Linked DNA regions of Homo sapiens: region 1 is linked to region 2. A link is an interaction called in ENCODE POLR2A ChIA-PET data of the cell type or tissue named here. Cell type or tissue: CD4-positive, alpha-beta T cell. All regions are shown on one strand. Links, peaks and the distances in the headings refer to the core of each region. The heading gives the core; the rest is flanking DNA. Region 1 overlaps RIPOR2 (RHO family interacting cell polarization regulator 2). Region 2 overlaps LOC102724765 (a long non-coding RNA gene).

The links. Peaks named below come from ENCODE experiments on the same cell type or tissue, not always from the same donor. Only the 100,000 strongest peaks of a DNase experiment are listed, where the experiment ranks them.
Region 1: POLR2A ChIA-PET joins it to region 2 with 7 read pairs; 10 of 35 experiments call an interaction of 5 or more read pairs at or near these places.

Annotation. Positions count from the first base shown.
Region 1 is chr6:24,822,842-24,833,667 of GRCh38, reverse strand. RIPOR2 (RHO family interacting cell polarization regulator 2) reads left to right here. Exons shown (of 22, transcript NM_001286445.3): 16 at 1,277-1,412; 17 at 2,998-3,159; 18 at 5,373-5,531; 19 at 8,240-8,442. Among named protein-coding and RNA genes, the nearest start is that of ARMH2, 29 kb to the right of the region's middle. RefSeq lists enhancers at 5,726-6,225, 6,226-6,727. In CD4-positive, alpha-beta T cell, for the core only: no CTCF peak of the experiment used is centred there; no DNase peak of the experiment used is centred there.
Region 2 is chr6:25,022,292-25,033,117 of GRCh38, reverse strand. The region is part of intron 1 of LOC102724765 (a long non-coding RNA gene); the gene reads left to right. It also overlaps a transcript of RIPOR2 not described here, the pseudogene ASS1P1 and the pseudogene RN7SL334P. Among named protein-coding and RNA genes, the nearest start is that of RIPOR2, 92 kb to the right of the region's middle. RefSeq lists an enhancer at 5,427-5,666. In CD4-positive, alpha-beta T cell, for the core only: CTCF peaks have their summits at 5,526 and 5,769; DNase peaks (open chromatin) are centred at 5,717 and 6,197; H3K4me3 peaks cover 1,158 bases; H3K27ac peaks cover 2,694 bases.

The DNA.
Region 1 (10,826 bases), core at 2,356-6,355, 200 kb after region 2:
GAGAGATAAAGATGTGCATTTTCTAAGAATCATAATCACTACAATTATTTTCAAAATAAAGCAGTTCATTGCTATTGTATTTACTCACAGGAAGGGTGTTAGTACATAATTGCTGCACTAGACTTTGTTTTGTTTTTTTGTTGTTGTTGTTTTTGTTTTTGTTTTTTTTGAGACAATCTCACTCTGTCACCCAGGATGGAGTGCAGTGGCACAATCTTGGCTCACTGCAGCCTCCGCCTCCAGGGTTCAAGCGACTCTCCTGCCTCAGCCTCCTGAGTAGCTTAGACTACAGGCCTGCACCACCACGCCTGGCTAATTTTTGTATATTTAGTAGAGATGGGGTTTCGTCATGTTGGCCAGGATGGTCTCAATCTCCTGACCTCGTGATCTGCCTGCCTCAGCCTCCCAAAGTGCTGGGTTTGAAAATCCTATTTGTTTTAGAGTCCCAATACTTTAAACAATTCAGCATAGTAGTACAGGTCTGTGTTCTGCATCTATGGCTACCAGGTGATTGAGACAGGTCTCTGAGACACAGAAAGGAGTAGAACCATTGGGCAGCAAATGACTTATATCCTTTCTTCTCTTAGGTCTTCTCATTCTTGTGAACTGCACACAAATAAACCCACTTACAACTTATGTGACCTTGGGCAGGTTACTTAACCTCTCTGTGCCTCAATTTTCTCATCAGTAAAATGGGGATATCAATAAGACCCGCCTCATTGGGTTGTTTTGAGAAATAACATAAGCTAACACTTATACAGAACTCAGACCAGTGCCTGGCACATAGTGAGCACTCATTTGTTATCAAGAGACAGCTCTGATTGTAATTCTCATTATTATTTAACCTGCTCTTAACTTTCAGCTTGAACACACACACAAAAATAAAACCATGCTGTGAAAAATTACTGCATTTGTAAGACAAATCTATTTCTGCTTACACACCAAGACACAGCCTAAACTGCCCCTCACGTTTCAAAGGGGAAGATCAGATTCACAATACATAAAAGGGAAAGCAGCTTTATAATAACCTTGTAGACCTACTACTGAGAAAGTTCCAGAATTTATGCACACACGAAGAAATGCAAAGCAACAAAAACATGCCTGATTTCATCAGATGTTGTAACTGGCATGGAATGAGGATCATTATCGAGCTGGAAGAAAAACATCGCATGAGTTTATTTAGTATCATCACCACATTCAGGAAGGATGAGGCTGGGTAGAGAAAGCTCTACTGAAAACAACATAATTGAAACAGGAGTTTTGTTTGTTTTACCAGCAAATTGTTTTCTCAAGCAAAACCCCATTTGTGGCAAGAAGTCTCTTAGAGAAGCTTTCTAGGCAGATCCAAGTGATGGAGAAACTCGCAGCTGTCAGTGATGAGAACATAGGAAATATCAGTTCTGTTGTGGAAGGTAAGTATCTGCCAGTTACACCGCTATTCACGTAAATGATGACACCACTAGCCCAGTCCACTCCCTATGCATGTTCATTGCTTTGTTGGAAAAACAGAAAAGCATTCTTAGGTCACAGGATTGAGAAAGGTCTCCAAACAAATTGGGCTCATTAATGTCACATTTCGGCTTTCTGAGTCAAAGCAGCAGACACACAGTTTTTTCCAGAGGGCCTCCACCCCCAGAAGTCAGACCCAGAAACAAAAACAGCATCCACTTCACAGGCAGAGTTTCACAGACTTTCTGCTGGTGCGGTTCCCTTTAGGGACAGATGACTATAGGATGCTCTTGCACCCTGGAGGTGGCTAAGACAACTCCTGTAGTGACTGTCAATTGGAAGATCCTGCCAGACCCTGCTGGGGAAAGGTACAAATACATGGATGCAAACGCCTCCAGGAGAGTTCCTGATTCTAAGAGTTTTAAATGAAGAATTTGACCTGGGAAAGATGCCTTTGAATTTGTGTGATCTGGCTATGGGGCACTTTTGTAGAAACCAAAATTTATGTCTGTTTTCATATCAGATATTCAGCAGAAACAGGGTCTTCCAGATAATCTCTGATTAAGCCTAAAACTTCCTCTATCTTCTCCCTGTGCATTTCTGCCTCCCACATCCATTCCCACTAGAAGTAGGTGACCTTGGCCGGTCTCTGAGGGGCATGAAGAGGGGCAGGACATTCAGGCTGTGAGTGACTTGTGTCCTCTCCTCTCCCAGCCCCCTCCTCATGATCATGACACATTCAAGTGAAACATTGTTCCTGTCCCACCTGGTACCATGCTGTTCAGTCATTTCAGTCAGGGAACCACCTGGGCAGGGTAAAAATTTCCTCCAGCCACCTGCTGCTACCTCCCATCCCCTTCAGGAAACTCTCCTCCAGTTTGAGTCCTTGATCCTGTATGATTTCTGCTGTGGAGTTATAGGAAATCACAAGTTTGGAATGCTGCCCAAGGGTAGAGCTCCTGTATTTCCTATCACTCACAGCAAACGAACTTGTTTTTGCTCTATTTTCTTTGCTCCCCAAGCAGGATGAGTTCCTCGTCATAACTTCTTTACCCTTCGGGCCATCTGCTGACCACACAGGAATCTGCTAGTTCCATCTGAAAACTAACCACAGTCTTATGGGGAGAAAAAAAGTCCCTAAAGACCCCCCACATACACACCCTTTCCCCAACACGTCTTCATCTGCTTCATTTAAAATGTTATGGCCAGGCGTGGTGGCTCACGCTTATAATCCCAGCACTTTGGGAGGCCGAAGTGGGTGGTTTGCTTGAGGACAGGAGTTCGAGACCAGCCTGACCAACATGGTAATACCTCATCTCTACTAAAAATACAAAAATTAGCCAGGTGTGGTGGTGCATGCTTGTAATCCCTGCTACTTGGGAAGCTCAGGCAAGAGAATCACTTGAACCCAGGAGGCGGAAGTTCCAGTGAGCTGAGATCATGCCATTGCACTCCAGCCTGGGTAACAAAGCAAGACTCTGTCTCAAAAAAATAAAATAAAATAAAATAAAATGTGTTACGAGATGGGGGGTTGCTCTTCTTTTCCAGCCATACCAGAATTTCACAAAAAGCTGTCTTTGCTGTCATTCTGGACCAAGTGCTGCAGCCCTGTTGGTGTCTACCACAGCCCAGCGGACAGAGTGATGAAGCAGCTGGAGGCCAGCTTTGCCAGAACTGTCAACAAAGAATATCCAGGACTTGCAGACCCAGGTATGAGGCAGCAGTAGAGAGAGAATTTCTGTCCTTCAGTGTGAGAGTGGGCATTGGGGTGGGGGTCGGGGGAGAGGGGTCCTCCTACCACTTGCCTGCAGATGGGAAACACACAAAAGGCCATCCCTGAAAAAAGAAGTGTACTGTCCAGGGAAAACATCATCTACTCAGATTTAAGAAAAGAAAGTGTTGAACTGTTTTAATTCAGAATATCAGCAGTGACATTTAAAGCTACTACATTTTGGCCAGGCGCAGTGGCTCACGTCAGTTATCCCAGCACTTTGGGAGACGGAGACAGGTGGATCACCTGAGGTCAGGAGTTCGAGACCAGCCTGGCCAACATGACAAAACTCCATCTCTACTAAAAATACAAAAATTAGCCGGGCGTGGTAGCCCACACCTGTAATCCCAGCTACTTGGGAGACTGAGGGAGGAGAATCGCTTGAACCTGGGAGGCAGAGGTTGCAGTGAGCTGAGATCACGCCACTGCATTCCAGCCCAGCTGACAGACTGAGACTCCATCTCAATAATAATAAAGCTACTACATTCTTATGTATTGTTATTTCTATGTGTATACTTCTTTCATTACAATTTCACCAGTACGAGAGTGTCAAATGGTATGATCACTTTGGAAAAACTGTTTGGCAGTTTCTACTAAAGCTCAATATACCCCCTACCGTTGGATCCAGCACATTCATTCCTAAATATGTAAAGACAGATAAAGTGCTATGTTCACAAGAAAGGACATTTATATGAAGGTTCCTACCAGCTTTACTCACAAGAGCCAAAAATTGGAAACAACCTAAATGCCCACAAGAGAATGGATAAATTGTAATATACTCATAGCATAGAGTATTACACAGCAATTTTTAAAAACAAAATACAGACAAGGTCTCACCCTGTCATCCAGGGGGAACGCAGTGATGTTTTAACAGCTCACTGCAGCCTCAATCTCCTGGGCTCAGGAGATTCTCCTGCCTCTTCCCCTTTTGTACTGGGACTGTAGATAGATGCCAACATGCCTGGCCAATTTTTGTACTTTTAGTAGAGACAGGGTTTCAGTCTCTTGCCCAGGCTGGTCTTGAACTCCTGGGCTCAAGCAATCCTCCCTTGGCCTCCCAAAGTGCCGGAATTACAGTTGTGAGCCACTACACTGGGCCAGCAATTTTTTTTAATTAATTAATTTATTTATTTTGAGATGGAGTCTCGCTCTGTTGCCCAGGCCGGAGTGCAATGGCGCGATCTCAGCTCACTGCAACCTTCGCCTCCCAGGTTCAAGCGATCCTCCTGCCTCAGCCCCACCCAGTAGCTGTGATTACAGGCACATGCCACCATGACCAGCTAATTTTTATATTTTTAGTAGAAACAGGGTTCCGCCATGTTGCCAGGCTGGTCTTGAACTCCTGACCTCAGGTGATTCACCTGCCTCAGCCTCCCAAAGTGCTGGGATTACAGGTGTCAGCCACTGTGTCTGGCCCTGGGCCAGCAATTTTTAAAAAGAACACATTGTTGCTATAATCAATAATTTGAATGATTCTCACAGATACTTTGTTGTGTAAAAGGAAAAAGACACCAAAAGTACATACTATATAATTCCATTTACATGAAGTTCAAGAACAGGTGAAACTAATTTATGTTGATAGAAGTCAGATTGTTAGTTGCCTATTTGTGCCCTTCCCTTTCTTTCTCTTCCCTTCATTCTTCCTTCCTTCTTTCCTTCCTTCCTTCTCTTTTCCTCTCTCACTTGTCTCTTCCTCCTCCTTTTTATCTCTCTCCTACACACACATATATAATATTTATTCATTATATATTTTATATATAAGGGAAGGGAAGGGTAGCTATAGACTGGGAAGGGGCACAAGAAAACCTTATGGAATGCAGGCCGTCTTCCATATCTTGATCTAAATGGCAGTTACACAGGTGTGCACATGTGCAAAACCATCCAGCTGCTTACTTTACTACTTCACTCTATCTTCAACCACAATAAAAGATAAACAACTTATTGAGCCAGGTGTGATGGCTCATGCCTGCAATTCCATCTACTTGGGAAACTGAGGCAGGAGGACTGCTTGAGCCCAGGAGTTTGAGACCAACCTGGGCAACAAAGTGAGACCCTGTCTCTAAAATAAAAATAAAAATAAAAATTATTGAATGAATGAATGAATGAATGGTCATCTATCTAAAGCTGCTTTGTGTCTTTCCCTTCCGAATAGTGTTTCGAACCCTGGTGTCCCAAATTCTGGACCGGGCTGAGCCTCTGCTTTCCTCCAGCCTGTCCTCGGAAGTCGTCACTGTTTTCCAGTATTACAGTTACTTCACCAGCCACGGCGTCAGTGACCTGGAGAGTTACCTGAGCCAGCTGGCCAGGCAAGGTGGGACATGTTCTTTTGTCACATTGTAGTGGTGGCTCAATTTGGCGTTATCTCTGCTCTTTTAAATCATGGCTTTTGGCAATGATGGCCTTTTATTTTTCAAGTCCACAGTAGAGGTGCAATTTGCCTTTTAAGTGACTTTTGGACTTTTAACATTAGTGAGCCCCTTGTTAATGAACCAGGGATTCACTAGGAGCAACTCAATCATCTGGCAGAGAGGTACCATTTACAGGAAGCTGGTAAATGATTTAAGCTTTCACTGTAATTTATTTCCTTCAGTAATGTATTTGCCATTAGTCGGATCAATCCTACAGGCAATACTATTTTATATTGCCCTTTTTGGTGAGGCTTTCATTAATAATAGGAAGAAATGGGGTTTCAAAGAAGGCAGGTAGGTAACATGGTGGGAAGGGAAAGGAGGAAAAGGTGGAAAACTAACTCCAGGGCTCCATGTCCAGGGTACAAGAACAGCTGCCAGTGCAGGCATGCAGCAATGAAGCTGGTTCTTGCCATTCCACACGGCCCTTCAGAGACTGGAAATAAAATAGCAATCTAAATCAAGTGAAAACTCCACTTTGGGAGTGGAGCCAGGTAGTGAGGGGCTGGTTTCTGGTTCCCAGGTTTGTGCTTTATAAATCCACAGAGCCTTGACCAATGCAGGTTAAAAGGGACAAGAGGAATGAGGTGTGTTCTTTGGAGCTAGGTGAGTCTGGCACGGCACCAGGCAGCAGCAACATGTCTGGCGCAAGCCCAGGCTTACCCCTTCTCTCTCCAGAACATCAAATCCTGCAACAACACAGTCAGCACATTGGGTGGCATCATAGTGAAGGAAGAAAAATCTTCCTTCACCCAGCACTGTACCAGCACGGAGCATGGGAGAGAGTCTGTGCATAACCCCTTACAAGGCAGACACCAGCACAGAGGACCAGGAAGAGAAAGCATGGGCAGAAAGACCTTGTTTTAGGACCACAAAGTCTTATTTTATAATATTATAGTCTTCATTTATTGATACTAAATTTGTCCCAATCTAAATCCATTTTCTGAGAAAATGTTTATATTACTCAGTTTGCATCAGTGGCAGTTTACATCTCTAGGCTCTTATTACACGGTCCCCAAGAAGGCCTACTCATTTACTAACAACAATGGGGAATGACAATGAAAAAAACCTTTAACATTTTAAGTGTCTTTTTTCTTTCATTATAAAAGGGAAAAGCCTTCATTATTAAAAAAAAAAATGTAAACAGAGAAGTATAAAGAAAGAAATTCCAATCTCTCCTCTTACTTTTTAAATTGAATGCATTTTTCAGTTGAATGTACATGGGTTTTACATTCCAAATTGTAATTATGCCTTATAGAGTATTGATCCTGTTTTTTATTTGATATTATGTTCTATCTTATTCTTTGAAAGCATTTGTATTAGATTATATTAGTTATGAGATTAATAGTTCCGCATTTGAATGTATACTAATGTATTTGATTATATTGTTGGGCATTTAGGCTATTTTCTGTGATTTGTTAATTTAGATGTTATAATCCATAATGCTTCCTTTCAGGCTTTTTACTAGGGTGTTTATTTACAAAGCAGTGAAATTGATAGAGCATTCACAGCAAGGAAAATAGGAAATTAAGCAAAAAAAAAAAATCTAAATAAATCACAAATTTGTCTACTGTGTAGAGAATGTTGCTTTATTCATGGAGCATGAATTTTGGCTTTTATTTTTCCATTTGTACTGACCAGACATATTCTCATCCCAGTGTTTTTGTGACTAATGGTTGATCATGCTGGATTTCTGGTTAGGGAGTAGAGTATACTCTTTATTCATGGAACATGGTTAATTTGTCCAAATGGGACTCAAAACCTTATTTTTTAATATTGTCTTCCTATTCCAACCAACAAAATGGGTTGCTCTGGCCAGGCAAGGTGGCTTACACCTGTAATCCTAGCACTTTGGGAGTCCAAGGCGGGTGGATCACTTGAGGTCGGGAGTTTGAGACCAGCCTGGCCAACATGGTGAAACCCCATCTCTACTAAAAATACAACAATTAGCCAGGCGTGGTGGCATGCGCCTATAATCCCAGCTACTTGGGAGGCTGAGGCAGGAGAATCACTTGAACCTAGGAGGTGGAGGTTGCAGTGAACCGAGATCACACCATTTGCACTCCAGCCTGGACAACAAGAAAGAGACTCTGTCTCAAAAAAAAAAAAAAAAAGAGAAAAACATTAAATAAATAAATAAATAGATAGATAGGTTGCTCCATCGGGGCCCAGTTGCCTCAGTGCAGACTTGGTTTTTGCACTGGGTTCACCCAGGATTGGGGTTTTGCCAGACAGGTTTGACTAAAAGAGGAGCAATTAAGTCTGCCATACATATATTAGGAAGATTGTAAAAAATGTCTAATTGTATTTTCTTCTGTATATTTTTACCTTGGGCTAATTCACCTGTAAGTTATTTTTGTAGCCATTATGAGATAGAAACCCACCTTCACTTTTTCCCATGTGTTTTGCCCATCACTATAATGTAGTTATTTGCATAGTCTGTCCTTTTCTCACCAATCTGAAATACCATCTTTATCAGATGCTAATTTTTCATATGTATTGGAGTTACTATACTATACTTTCTTATGTACTTGAGTTCTATTTATATTTGTAATGAGCTGATTACTTTAGCATGTCAGAACATGAAATCTCCTTCCTTCTTACCCTCCAGTTTCCATGGTTCAGACTCTGCAATCACTAAGAGATGAAAAACTGCTACAAACCATGAGTGACCTTGCTCCCAGCAACCTCCTGGCCCAGCAGGAAGTACTCAGGACTCTGGCTCTGCTATTAACCAGAGAGGACAACGAAGTTAGTGAGGCTGTGACGCTTTACTTGGCAGCAGCCTCCAAAAATCAGCATTTCAGGGAAAAGGTAAGACACTAAACCATGGCCATCAAGCCAGAAGCTGGTTTAATTTCCTATCATTTACTACTAATATTTTAGCATTTATTCCTTTATAAAAATAATTTTTCTGCGTATTAATAATGTGTGCTCCATAAAGCAATCAAAACTAAAGAAATATAGATAAGTACCCCTTAAGTCCAGCCCCCAGAGAAAACTATTAATAACATACTGCCTCTTCTTTCAGATTGTATCTATATATATGCTAACATACATAATTTTTAAAATGAGATCACACTATCCTATTTCATAATGGATTTTTAAATGTAATATATCATGGTTATTTTCTTTCCTCGATAGAACATATTGATCTACTTCATTATATTTATGGATGAATGGCATGTCCATGTATGAATATCCTAGAATTTATTTTCTTACTGTGTATTGGTGGGCATTTGTATAGTGTCCAACTCTAAAAATATTATGGTGAACATATGTGTGTGTATATGTGTGTGCACACAGGCATGTCTTATGAGCAGTTTGGGGTCAAGTAATCTAACTATTGGCTGAAAGAGCTGGAATATTTTTAATTTTAAAAGCCATCACTCTTACTTCCAGGGAAGAGGTAATTTATCTCTCCCTCAGCTTTAATTCAATAGCCATCCAGATGGAACAGGAATCTGTAGTTTAAGTACATTGGCTCATACAAGAGGAATTGGTCCCCTGGGAGCCCTTTACAATTTATACTGTCATTCTAAAAACTAACTCTCATCAAAATCCAGATCAGCTCAAGAAAGTTAAACATGGCCTCTCCTTGTCCTTGAAAAGGTCCCATGTTGAACTCCGTTTGTTTAACTTGTCTAAGGCACTGCCTAAGCTAATATGTAATGGAACGTTTGTGTACTCACAAGAAAATAATCCACTCTAACGCCATTTTGGTCCAAAAGGGTGAACTCTATGTAGTTCTTTGCTACACAGTTATGATCTTTCAGTGGAATTAGCTCAAAAAGCTGTTCTGTGGGCTGACCACTCTCACCTCCTACCAAAAAGAGAGAAGGAAAATTAAAGAATCGTGAACATGCTGGTAGCAGGATATATACGCATCTGAGTGTGCAGTTTATGGGGAGCAGGTCTGTGATACTCTTTAGTCACACTGAGGGGCCAGTGTTCGAAATGTGCCCTTAGAAATAGCAACAGGGGCCCAGGCGCGGTGGCTCACACCTGTAATCCCAACACTTTGGGAGGCCGAGGTGGGTGGATCACCTGAGGTCAGGAGTTTGAGACCAGCCTGGCCAACATGGGGAAACCCTGTCTCTACTAAAAATACAAAAATTAGCCAGGCCTAGTGGCACATGCTTGTAATCCCAGCTACTCAGGAGGCTGAGGCAGGAGAATGACTTGAACCCAGGAGGTGGAGGCTGCAGTGAGCCGAGATTGCGCCACTGGACTCCAGCTGGGTGACAGAGCGAGACTCCATCTCAGAAAATAAAAAAATAAAAAAGAAATAACAACAGGTAAGACATAGCCTTCCTTTGGCTATTCTATATGCATCTTTTACTTTTAGGGCATTAGCCACAGGTGAAATATTCTCTTGTTATTCCAATTCAGCTCTCATGTTTATTCCCTCAAATTCATATTTCATGACTAAACCTTCATTATGTGACTACTGTGTCCCTGGTATTATATGGAGGGTTTTGTGGACACTGTAGAAATAAAGGAAAAGCAGTCCTTACCCTTGAAGAGTTTCCAGTAGTCAGAAAAACAAGAAATAATACCTGTCAAGTACTGTGTACTTCCTAAACACCAGGCACCGTGCAGCATCACTTAGCTGTCTTATCTCTAACAAGGTCGATGCTATGATCCCACTTTATGGATTAGGAAACTGAGCCTCCAAGGAGTTAAACTTGACTAAGACTAGTTAAGTAACAGAATTTGGATTACTACCTAGAAATGTTTGACTCCCAAAGCCTGAACCCTTTCCATATTTTCTTATATGGAATAGCAAAAGTTATTACATTAAGTTCTTAAAACTAGATGCAAAGCACTAAAGCAACACAAAAATGCCTCTGTGAGAGCTGGTGTCACTGTAAACCCGGAACCTTGCTTCAAGGATCATAGCTATTGAGACAAAATAAAAGTTGTGTGTGTTGGTTCATTATTTTATGCTTTTCCCCACACCTAGACAAGTAGGAAATATCCACTGTCCTCCAACTATACTGTTGCATTCAGATGTGGTTGCTTCTTTAATTATCCAGGACTGGTCAGAGGAGATGCTGGTGGCCTCTGCATGGTGACAGGGGCTTCTGGCTTTATAATGTGCCTTCTGTTTGCTTCCTGGAATTGTTATGAATCTAAGCAGCCACCAATTCTTAGGCAACCACTCAAACTAAAGTGAGCAACCTTATGACTCAACA
Region 2 (10,826 bases), core at 3,769-7,768:
GTCTTCCTACCTCAGCCTCCCAAGCAGCTGGGACCACAGGAATGTGCCACCATGCCCGGCTAATTTTTAATTTTTTGTAGAGACAGAATCTTGCTCTGTTGCCCAGGCTGGTCTTGAACTTGTGGGCTCAAGCAATTTTCCCATCTTGGCCTCCCAAAGTGCTGAGCTAAATATATTTTTAAGTGGGATCAGAATAATACCATGTTCTACAACTTACTGTTTCATTTCACAACATAACTTGGGTACCTTTTTATGTCAATAAATAGCAATACATTTCTTCAAACAGGATCCATATACCCAAATCCAAATGAAAGCTTGTAGAGTTTGGGACACTTTAAGTGTATCTAATCTGAACCACTTAAATATTAAAAAATGATTATAATTGTAAAGCGGATTGTATTGGTTGGGAATTGAACCGTCCACGTACTTACTTATGGAGGCCTGATGTCTGTGACTCTCCAGCCATGCTGTGCTGCTCTTTCTGTTTCCAGCTGGAAACTGGGCTATTTTAAAGGTCAGGGTAATCGGGAGAAGGTATGCATATCTATTATCAAAAAACTATGCCTCACATACTCTTTGAAGGGGAGATCTTTTCATCCTCCACCAAACAGAGGGCGATTTGGAAAGAAGACCATTTCCAATCCCATCAAGGGTTGGCTCCAGGGGTGCCTGGTTTCTGAGGCACCAGAGAGGTTCTTGTGCTTGGGAGCAGGTGGCTTAGTTCTTATCTCCATTACAGGGTGGGATGGAAAGAGGCACACAAAGCCTGAGCCTGCAGAAAGAACCAGGCAATATCAAGAAAAACGGAGTCTGAGATACTTGCTAACACTTTGAATTGCTGCTGTCCAAAGCTTGTTCCCTGAGGTTTGTTACAAATTGAGTGAAATTAATCCAATCCTTCAATTTTCAAGCAAGTGAAAAAAAAAAAAACACCATAAAGGATTCGCTTGCTGATACCGCATCAAAGGGAGGACAGTAAATTCATGTAAGTGAGTCGGCAAAGAACCCCAAGAGCTCAGCTCTTCCCCTCTGGACCAAGGGAAACTTTACTCCTATTAGGATGGTTTGAAGGGGAGAGGGAGAGTACTCTTGAACTCATCAGAGAGTATGAAAGCAAGTGTATGGGTCTACAAGCAACCCTCTAAATGGCATAGGTGGTGAAGAAAATACATTAGATGTATTTTCAAATGTTTTCCAACATTTTATTATTAATACGTTTCACATATAGAAAAGTTGAAATAATTATACAGTGAATATACTAAATATATATATAACCTTTTTGTATTATATATAATATATATGTTCTATGGATATTATATATATTCTATGGATATCCATAGAATATATATATATTCTATGGATATTTTATATATATATATATATATATATATATATATATATATATATATATATATATAACTACCACCTACATCACATACCTAACCATATACCTATCTATCAATCCTTTGATAAATCTTATTTTTAATGCTTTAAAAATAAATTGCAGACATCTGTATACTTTATTCTAAACACTCATATATATGTATATATATATATATATCAGTCAATCTTTGTTCATAGTTTAAAAAAATTTTTAGTCATGTTTATTGAGGTGTAATTACATAGAGCACAGCATACTTTTTAGTGAGCAGTCCTATGAGTCTTGACAAACACCTATAGTCGTGTAACCACCACAACAATGAAGATATAGAAGAGTTCCATCACCCCAGACATTCCTTCATGCCCCTTTGGAGTCAATCCTTTTCCCCAGCTCTTGTCAACCAGTGATCTGTTTTCTGTCCTTATCATTTTGGCTTTTCCAGAATATCTCATAAGCCAGTTACAGTGGCACAGGCCTGTAGTCCCAGCTACTCGGGAGGATGGCTTGAGCCCAGGAGTTCTGGGGTATAGTGTGCTCTGCTGACCGGGTGTGTGCACTAAGTTTAACATCAATATGGTGACCTCCTGGGAGCGAGGGACCACCAGGTTGCCTAAGGAGAGGTGAACTGGCCCAGGTCAAACACAGAGCAGGTAAAAACTCCTGTACTGGTCAGTAGTGGGATCGTGCTTGTGAATAGCCACTACACTCCAGCCTGGGCAAGTGCAATTGCAAGACCCCGGCGCTGGGTGCAGTGGCTCACATCTGTAATCCCAGCATTTTGGGAGGCAGAGGTGGATGGATCACCTGAGGTCAGGAGTTCGAGACCAGTCTGAAAACACGGAGAAACCCCGCCTCTACTAAAAATACAAAATTAGCCGGGCATGGTGGTATATGCCTGTAATCCCAGCTACTTGCGAGGCTGAGGCATAAGAATCACTTGAACACAAGAGGCAGAGGTTGCAGTGAACCGAGATCACGCCATTGCACTCCAGCCTGGGCAACAAGAGCCAAACTCCGTCTCAAAGAAAACAAACAAACAACAACAACGAAAAACAGCAAGACCCTATGCCTTTTAAAAAAAAGCCAGAATATCTCATAAACAGAATCATACAGTATGTAGCCTTTTGAGTCTTGCTTCTTTCACTTAACATGATCCAAGATGTTGCATGCACATTTGTTCCTCTTCATTGCTGAGTAGTATCCCATTATTAGATGTATTCTTATAAAGTATAGTTATTTGCAAGTGGTAAGAACTCTAATCACCAAAAAGCATGAGTAAACATGATCATCAGAGGGGACAACCCCCAAGTTCTGGGGCACCCCAATTCTATCCATAGCTCTGGTCCTCTCTCAGGGGAAGCTCTGAGCAAACGAGGGACTCTGAACCCTCTGAATCCCACTCCACCTCATGTGTACCCTGGGAATATCATCAGTGGCAACTACGAAGGGACAGTTTATTCAATCAGCAGTAAATGATTATGATTCAGAATGTATTAGGCCAGTCGTCAACCCTACATTTTTTTCTTTGACATTGTATATGATTATACAACCTGTACAGAAAACAGAGATCTTTTCCCCCCATTTAAGACCTGCAGCCAGGCTGACACAGACAAGCAGAGGTAGGAGGATACAGAAGAACAAGGATGGGAGAGAGGGGAGAGACACTATAGTGGAGGCTGTAACGGTCCTGTCATGCTAAGACCAAGTTATGGAGGAACCACGAGTCCCACTAGGTTTGAAGAGCTTTCTGGCTGTCTAGTTCTCCCACTCCATTTTCTTTCCCTACCTTGAGTTAAAAGTGTGTTTTCAATCTAAAACAATAACATCCTGCACACAGAAGGGAAAGAGTGAAAGAATATCTTGATCTCTTAAGAAAAGCATATAGTTTAACTTCATGTTTTTAACCCAGCTTTTAACTGAGTAGCCCAGACATCATTATAATTCCCTCAAAGGACAAAAAAATCAATTTTCTTCTATTTCCCCACAGCAGTTACAAAATGAAGATATCTGGTTTTTTTAAGATGAGAAGCATAATCTTCAGGGTAAGGCTACATAGTTTTTTTCCTTCGCCCTCACTCCCAGTGCTGTCTCTATTTCTGTGTCATCTGAGAAGTGATGTGGGGCACGGAGGGTCCCAGCTCAGGGTATGGGACTTGCTTCCTGGTCTTGCCCCTGCTCATCTGTGAGGCATCAGTCAGACCACTCACTCTCTCGGTACAGTCAATACATGAACATTCCTTTGTGTCCAGGCCAGAGTTTGTTCTTGGTTTCCTATCCACCCCTTTTTTCATTACTTCTTCTTCTTTTTTTTTTTTTTTTTTTTTTCTTTTTTGAGACGGAGTCTCGCTCTGTCGTCCAGGTTGGAGTGCAGCGGCGCGATCTCGGCTCACTGCAGCAAGCTCCGCCTCCCGGGTTCACGCCATTCTCCTGCCTTAGCCTCCCAAGTAGCTGGGATGGAGTCTTGCTCTGTCGCCAGGCTGGAGTGCAGTGTCGCGATCTCGGCTCACTGCAACCTCCACCTCCCGAGTTCAAGCCATTCTCTTGCCTCAGCCTCCCGAGTACTTGGGACTACAGATGCGCGCCACCATGCCCGGCTAATTTTTTGTGTTTTTAGTAGAGACGGGGTTTCACCATGTTGGCCAGGATGGTCTCGATCTCTTGAATTCATGATCCACCTGCCTCGGCCTCCCAAATTGCTAGGATTACAGGCGTGAGCCACCATACCCGGCCCTCGTCATTTCTTTGAGGGCACCCTCTCCCAGCACTCTGCTGCCTCCAGTTGTACTGAACAATGGTGCCTTCTCTCAGTCCTAGACAGAGCTCCATTCTCAGGGCCTTTCCTTACCTCATCCCACATCAAATCAGATCCACTATTCCCCATACTTTCCCACCCTGGTGTGGACCAGATGAAGGGCCCTAATGTGTCAACCTGATAAAATTGATTAAAACTTCACATTCTTAGTGGTGGAAGTGATTTCACATGCATTATCTCATTGGAGACTCACAACTACCCTGAGGAGCTAGAAGGATCTGTACTATCCCTGCCCCCCAATTTTTTTCTTATGTGGAAACTGAAGCTCAGAGAGAAAGGAGTAAGACAGTACATCTGTCATTTATTTGGGGTAGTATTAGTATCAGGCATTGTGCCAGCTCCCCTATTGGGCATTATTTCACTTAATCCTCAGTCCAACCCTATGAGGTTGGTAATTGTATCCATTTTGCAAATGAGGAGGCTGAGGCTCAGAGAAGTTAAAGGACTTATTAAAAGTCACAGGCCACAGTGTGGCAGAACAGAGCCAACATTCAGACACATGTGTACAAGTCCAGAGCGGGTTTTCACTGCTGGAACTAGGACTCAAGCTCAAATCAATCAACTCCTAATTTTATGGTTCTTCCAGTGGCCACCCTCTCTATTCAGAAAATGCACCCTACCACCTATCCCCAAATCTCAAAACATGGGCCCGGTTGAAATGCACACAGCTCTGGGAGTCTCCTAGAGGCAGAACAAGGGCTGGCGATGTCTGAGGGCAGCTAAGGAGATATTTGGAAATCTACTGGAAACTGCATCTTCCTGCGCTGTGCTAGATGTCCAGGTATCTGAGAATACAGTGAAGGAAAATTAACCGAATGTTCAAATCTCTACAGAATGCCTAGCTTGAGTCCCTGAATACTTTTTTATGCAGGACGAGGGTGGTAGGGGCCACTCAGAAAGAAATCTGAACACGCAGAACCCTCGGGCTTAGAGCTGTTAGGGGTCATAGGCAGCCAGCTCACTTCCAGCGGACAGTGCCCACTCCCCTTTCTTCTCAGAGCCCAGCCAAGAAGGATGGCTCAGCGGCCCGACTGGAGCACCTCTGCCCTCCTCGGCTCCTGGGCGTGTCTCCGGGGATTCCTGTTCGGTGATGCCCTGACCCACGGAACTTGCCTCTTCCCTCTTGTTCAGTCGGTTTACCAACCTGGGGGCGTCTGCGGATCAAGGTGTTTGAGAGGCTGGGCTGAGGTAGAGAAGAGGGTGGGGCAGGAGCACCTAAGTCGCTCAGGGATTTGGTGACTCACACGAGGGGAGGGGGGCCCTCTTTCTCCCCAGCACTGGGGGCGCCCAAGGCTGTTCCCATGCTTAGCAGAAGATGCCCCTCTCATCCCCCAAGGGGCCTGCTCGGAGTGTGCCACCTGCAGCATGGCCACCACGAGGCCGGTTATGTATTTATTTCCTGGCAGAGCTGAACCCCAAACGCTTTTCCTTCTGTGCCGTGCGTGAAAGAAACAGAAACCGCTGCACAGCATGTCTATGTTTATACCCTGGGCCCTGACCCTCCCACAGAGGCCAGCTCGTAGACTTTTCTTTCGCAGCCTGGGGATGGGTTTGTACTTCACCCTCGAGCGCCTCCCCCTGGGAACCCGCAGAGGGCTGGGTGGCTGTGCAGTCCTGTGTGCTAAGTGCTTTTCTTCGCTTCTCGATGCTTGGGCCGTCTTGTAAGCAAAGCTAGGTGAATCGAATCCACCCCTACGCGATTGTCGTTTGCATTAAGTAAGATAATGCACGTGGAAATATTTTGTGAGCTATGCAGTATCACCTAAATTATTTTTTATTATTATTTTAAAAATAGAATGCATCAGCAAGTTCTTAATGAGCTTGCTTTTTTGTTTTAATATTTGGAAATTGGAACAGCTACTTATAGGAGACTTGTAGATCCCAGAATGTGCCGTTTGCCTGAGTGGTTTCTTTTGGCCTTGCTGTGTCAGGACTTGTGAGGCTTGTGAGGTGATGTCAGCAAATCAGCACAGACTCACACCTGAGGAGCCCGGGAGTGGTCTAGGGCCTGTGGAGCATGGCAGAGTGGCCTCTTCTCAGCCTCCTCTCCACTGGAGGGCACTTGAGTTATTATTTATTTCCCCCAGGCCTCAGCCTCTTAGCTCCTGCCAACTTCCTTTCAGAGGCATTCCTGCCATATGTCCCAAGATTTTCCTCTGTTTACCTCCTTTAAAGTTGTCATGGTCTTGAATTTTAGACCACCGTAATCTCCGTTTGACAATGAATGGTCATAAATTCAAAGAAATTGCAGGACTCTTATTCTGAAATTCATATAAATGATTTCTTTATAAGTACACATAAAACTCTTTTCTCTTAAAATATACAGAAAAAGAAAAATGTACAGCTGCTCAGGGTAACAAAGTATTGCCTTCTAGAAATTCTCAGGCTTCTTGTCTTTAAGGATAAACAGGAAGCATTTCTAATTAGTGTCTTGGTTGTTTGCATATTGAGCTTCCAAAATGCTTTAGAAGGTTCATCTTTTCAATCCGCCCTTCGCAGTCCTTTATTTTTCATTTGCTAAGCAGAGGTAAACTTAAAACCATCTCTATGTGACTTATCATAAATCCCAATCAGTGAGACCTCAAATAATGAACTTGGCTCTCATTTATACACGTGACAAAAGGTATACCTATATAAATATCTAATAAAAACTACCTAACAGCTAAATACAACAAAGAGAAGCAATTTTCCTCTCTTTTTCACCCAATGGCTCTAATTAATCATGCAGTACAGAAAAATAAGAAACCTTTTATGTAGCTTTTAGTGGTTTTGTTCATTCTAGTTTCCACCTGTGAGTAGCATTCATTTATAAACCTGTCTTGCTGAGCACAGTGCTTTCAAAAATGACTTGCTTGTGACTCAGAAACAAAAAAAAAAAACAACAATCTTTGTAACTTTTAATCTCATGCAATTTCTTCAGTTTCTTTTGTTGGTGAATACACGTACAATTTGGTTTTGAAATACCATGTATCAAAGCACAAACAAATCATCCCTTGGAGTCGTGAAGAAGCTCATCAATGTATCACAGTCTTCCAGTCAAGCCCATAATTCAGTCTCCTACAGCTCTGATTCTTGACCTCTAAGAAAACCCACCCTCTTACTCTTCCTGAACAATTGCTCACTAGAGCACTAAGTGAAGGGAAAGATTGCTCCTTAAAGTGAAAAAACAATGTTTTCCAAAGTTGTGTTGAATATGCATAGTCATCATATCACAGGAAGTTTTTCTTTTAAACCTTATGTGCATTTTCTTTAATTTGTATGGTTTTCTCAAGTTCAACATTCAGTTTTCGTTTTAATCAGTTATATTCTAAAAACAATTAAATTTTTTTCTCCTTAGAAATTCACTTTAAATTAAAAAGAACTTTTGTTTTTCTCTTTTTAAGGCACAAATAGTGCTGGGAGGGGGTGAGGGTAAACTTCTTTATCTGTCACTGTCATTTTTTTTTAAAGGTCCTATTGCTTTTACACTTCTAACCCTAAAAAAGCCTCGTCACGCACCCAGCATTCCCCTAGCTCTGGGCTTCCAGAGCACTGTTATTCAACAGAGAGTTTCTATAGAAATCCAAAGTACTATCTCCAAATAGCAGAAACCGTAACACCACAGACACTTATTAGAATTTGTGTGGAAGAATCCTAAAGCTAAATAAATAGAAGCTTCTAAATTACCTTTTTCCCCCCTTGACTATATCTTAGATCAAATTTTTAGAACTCCCACCACCCACATGTACACCAGGACCTGTGGGTGGGAGCAGGCGTGAGACAGAGAGGGCTTCCTGTTACCATTAAATGAATAAAGAGACCGCTACATATCAAACTCTGTCCTCTCTTTTTTTCTTGACTCTTCTTCCCTCCATTTAGTGTGAATATTTGAAGTTAAACTGGGCATGGCCCCACATGTCTGATTACTCACCCATCGACATCCAACCTGAAGTCACAAATTTGGCTTCAGAGAATGTTGTGGAGCTGAAAGGATGGCAACTTCAATTTTCAATAAATAACTAGAAACAGAGAAAATAGCTTTCCAAGTCATCAAAGAAAACCCATGGTGAGAAGGATATTAATGGATTAAAACAGGCATAAAGAGGAAACTGAAGGCAAAGCATTGGCAAAATCTAGAAATGATTATCAGCTTCAGCTAAGTCCGATACTCACCAGCTCCAAGGACAGAGTAGGGAAGCATCAGTTACAAGTTAGGAGAAACAGCACTGCAGTATTGTCGGGGAGCAAGGTGAGGGCTTTCCTTCCTCTTTGAGGGTCAGTTGTCAGTCTGGGGCCACACTGCTTCCAGAAGGGCACAGAACTGGAAACCTTTAACAATGGTTAAAAAATCTGACTGCTCTTGTTCTGTCGCCTGCCACTGCTGCCTGAGCCCGAGTGGTTCACTGCACCCTGAAGACAGATTCCAGACGCTGGGAACTCGCGCCTCCAATCCCAGACACTATGTCCAGCAAAGGCTCCATGAGAGTTCTGGCCTATGGTGGCGGCCTGGACACCTCCTGCATCCTCGTGTGGGTGAAGGAACAAGGCTATGATGTCATTGCCTACCTGGCCAACACTGGCCAGAAGGAAGACTTCGAGGAAGCCAGGAAGAAGGCACTGAAACTTGGGGCCAAAAAGGTGTTCATTGAGGATGTCATCAGGGAGTTTGTGGAAGAGTTCATCTGGCCGGCCATCCAGTCCAGCACACTGTATGAGGACCGCTACCTCCTGGGCACCTTTCTCGCCAGGCCCTGCATTGCCAGCAAACAAGTGGAAATCGCCCAGCAGGAGGGGGTGTCCCGCGGCGCCACCGGTAAGGGGAATATCAGGTCCGGTTTGAGCTCACCTGGTACTCGCTGGTCCCCCAGATAAAGGGCACTGCTCCCTGGAGGATGCCCGAGTTCTACAACCGGTTCAAGGGCCGTAATGACCTGATGGAATACGCAAAGCAGCACGGGATTCCTATCCCGGTCACTCCCAAGAACCCGTGGAACATGGACGAGAACCTCATGCACATCAGCTACGAGGCTGGAATCCTGGAGAACCCCAAGAACCAAGTGCCTCCAGGTCTCTACACGAAGACCTAGGAACCGGTCAAAGCCCCCAACACCCCTGACATCCTCGAGATCGAGTTAAAAAAGGGGTCCCCGTGAAGGTGACCAACGTCAACGATGGCTCCACCCACCCGACCTCCTTGGAGTTCTTCATGTACCTGAACGAAGTCGCGGACAAACACGGTGTGGGCTGTACTGACATCGTGGAGAACCGCTTCACTGGAATGAAGTCCCGAGGTATCTATGAGACCCCAGCAGGCACCATCCTTTACCACACTCATTTAGACATCAAGGCCTTCACCATGGACTGGGAGGTGTGCAAAATCAAACAAGGCCTGGGCTTGAAATTTGCTGAGCTGGTGTACACCGCTTTCTGGCATAGCCCTGAGTGTGAATTTGTCCGCCACTGCATCGCCAAGTCCTAGGGGCAAGTGGGAGGGAAAGCGCAGGTGTCCGTCCTCAAGGGCCGGGTGTACATCCTTGGCTGGGAGTCCCCACTCTCTCCCTACAACGAGGAGCCGGTGAGCATGAACGTGTAGGGTGATTATGAGCCAATTGATGCCACCGGGTTCATCAACATCAATTCCCTCAGGCTGAAGGAATAGGAATATCATCGTCTGCAGAGCAAGGTCACTGCCAAATAGACCCCTGTACAATGAGGAGCTGGAGCCTCCTCAATTTGCAGATCCCCCAAGTACAGGCGCTAATTGTTGTGATAATTTGTAATTGTGACTTGTTCTTCCCGGCTGGCAGCGTAGTGGGGCTACCAGGCCCCAGCTTTGTTCCCTGGTCCCCTGAAGCCTGCAAACGTCGTCATTAAAGGGAAGGGTGGGGGGCAGCTGTGGTGGGTAGCTATTAAATGACAATTAAAAGATACACTAGTAAAAAAAAAAATTGACTGCTCTGAAAACGAGTCTACTGGGCAGTGACATTCACATTTCTGAAATTAATGCATACTCTATTTGCATTTTCTCTTTTTCCTGTCTTCACCTGTCTTTGACAATTAGTAAATAAATCCCTAAACCTTATAAATATTATTTTGGGCTAGCCATGGTTGCACCATCATGTTTGTAATCCCAAAACTTTGGGAGATGGTGGGGAGAGGACTGCTTGAGCCCATGAGTTCAAGACCAGCCTGGACAACATAGTGGGACTCTATCTCTACAAAACAATCAAAAAATTAGCTGGGGTGGTGGCACACACCTGTAGTCTAGCTACTCAGGAGGCTGAGGTGGGAGGATAGTTTGAGCCCAGGAGTTTGAGGCTGCAGTGAGCCATGAACACAACCCACTCCAGCCTGGGTGACAGAACAAGAACCTGTCTAAAAAAAAAAAAAAAAAAAAAAAAAAAAAAAAAAAATGGAAGGTACCACATTAGTTATATGTGTTACGTTAAAAAGAAATATTTGTCCTTTACTTATGAATTAATGATTAAGCAAACTGTAGGTATATCCATACAATGAGATATGACTCAGCAATAAAAATGAATGAACTGAGGCATGCAACCACATGGATTATTCTCAAATGCATTATCCTAAGTGAAAGAAGCCAGACTCAAAAGCCTACATACTGTATGATACCACTCATAAGACAGTCTGGAA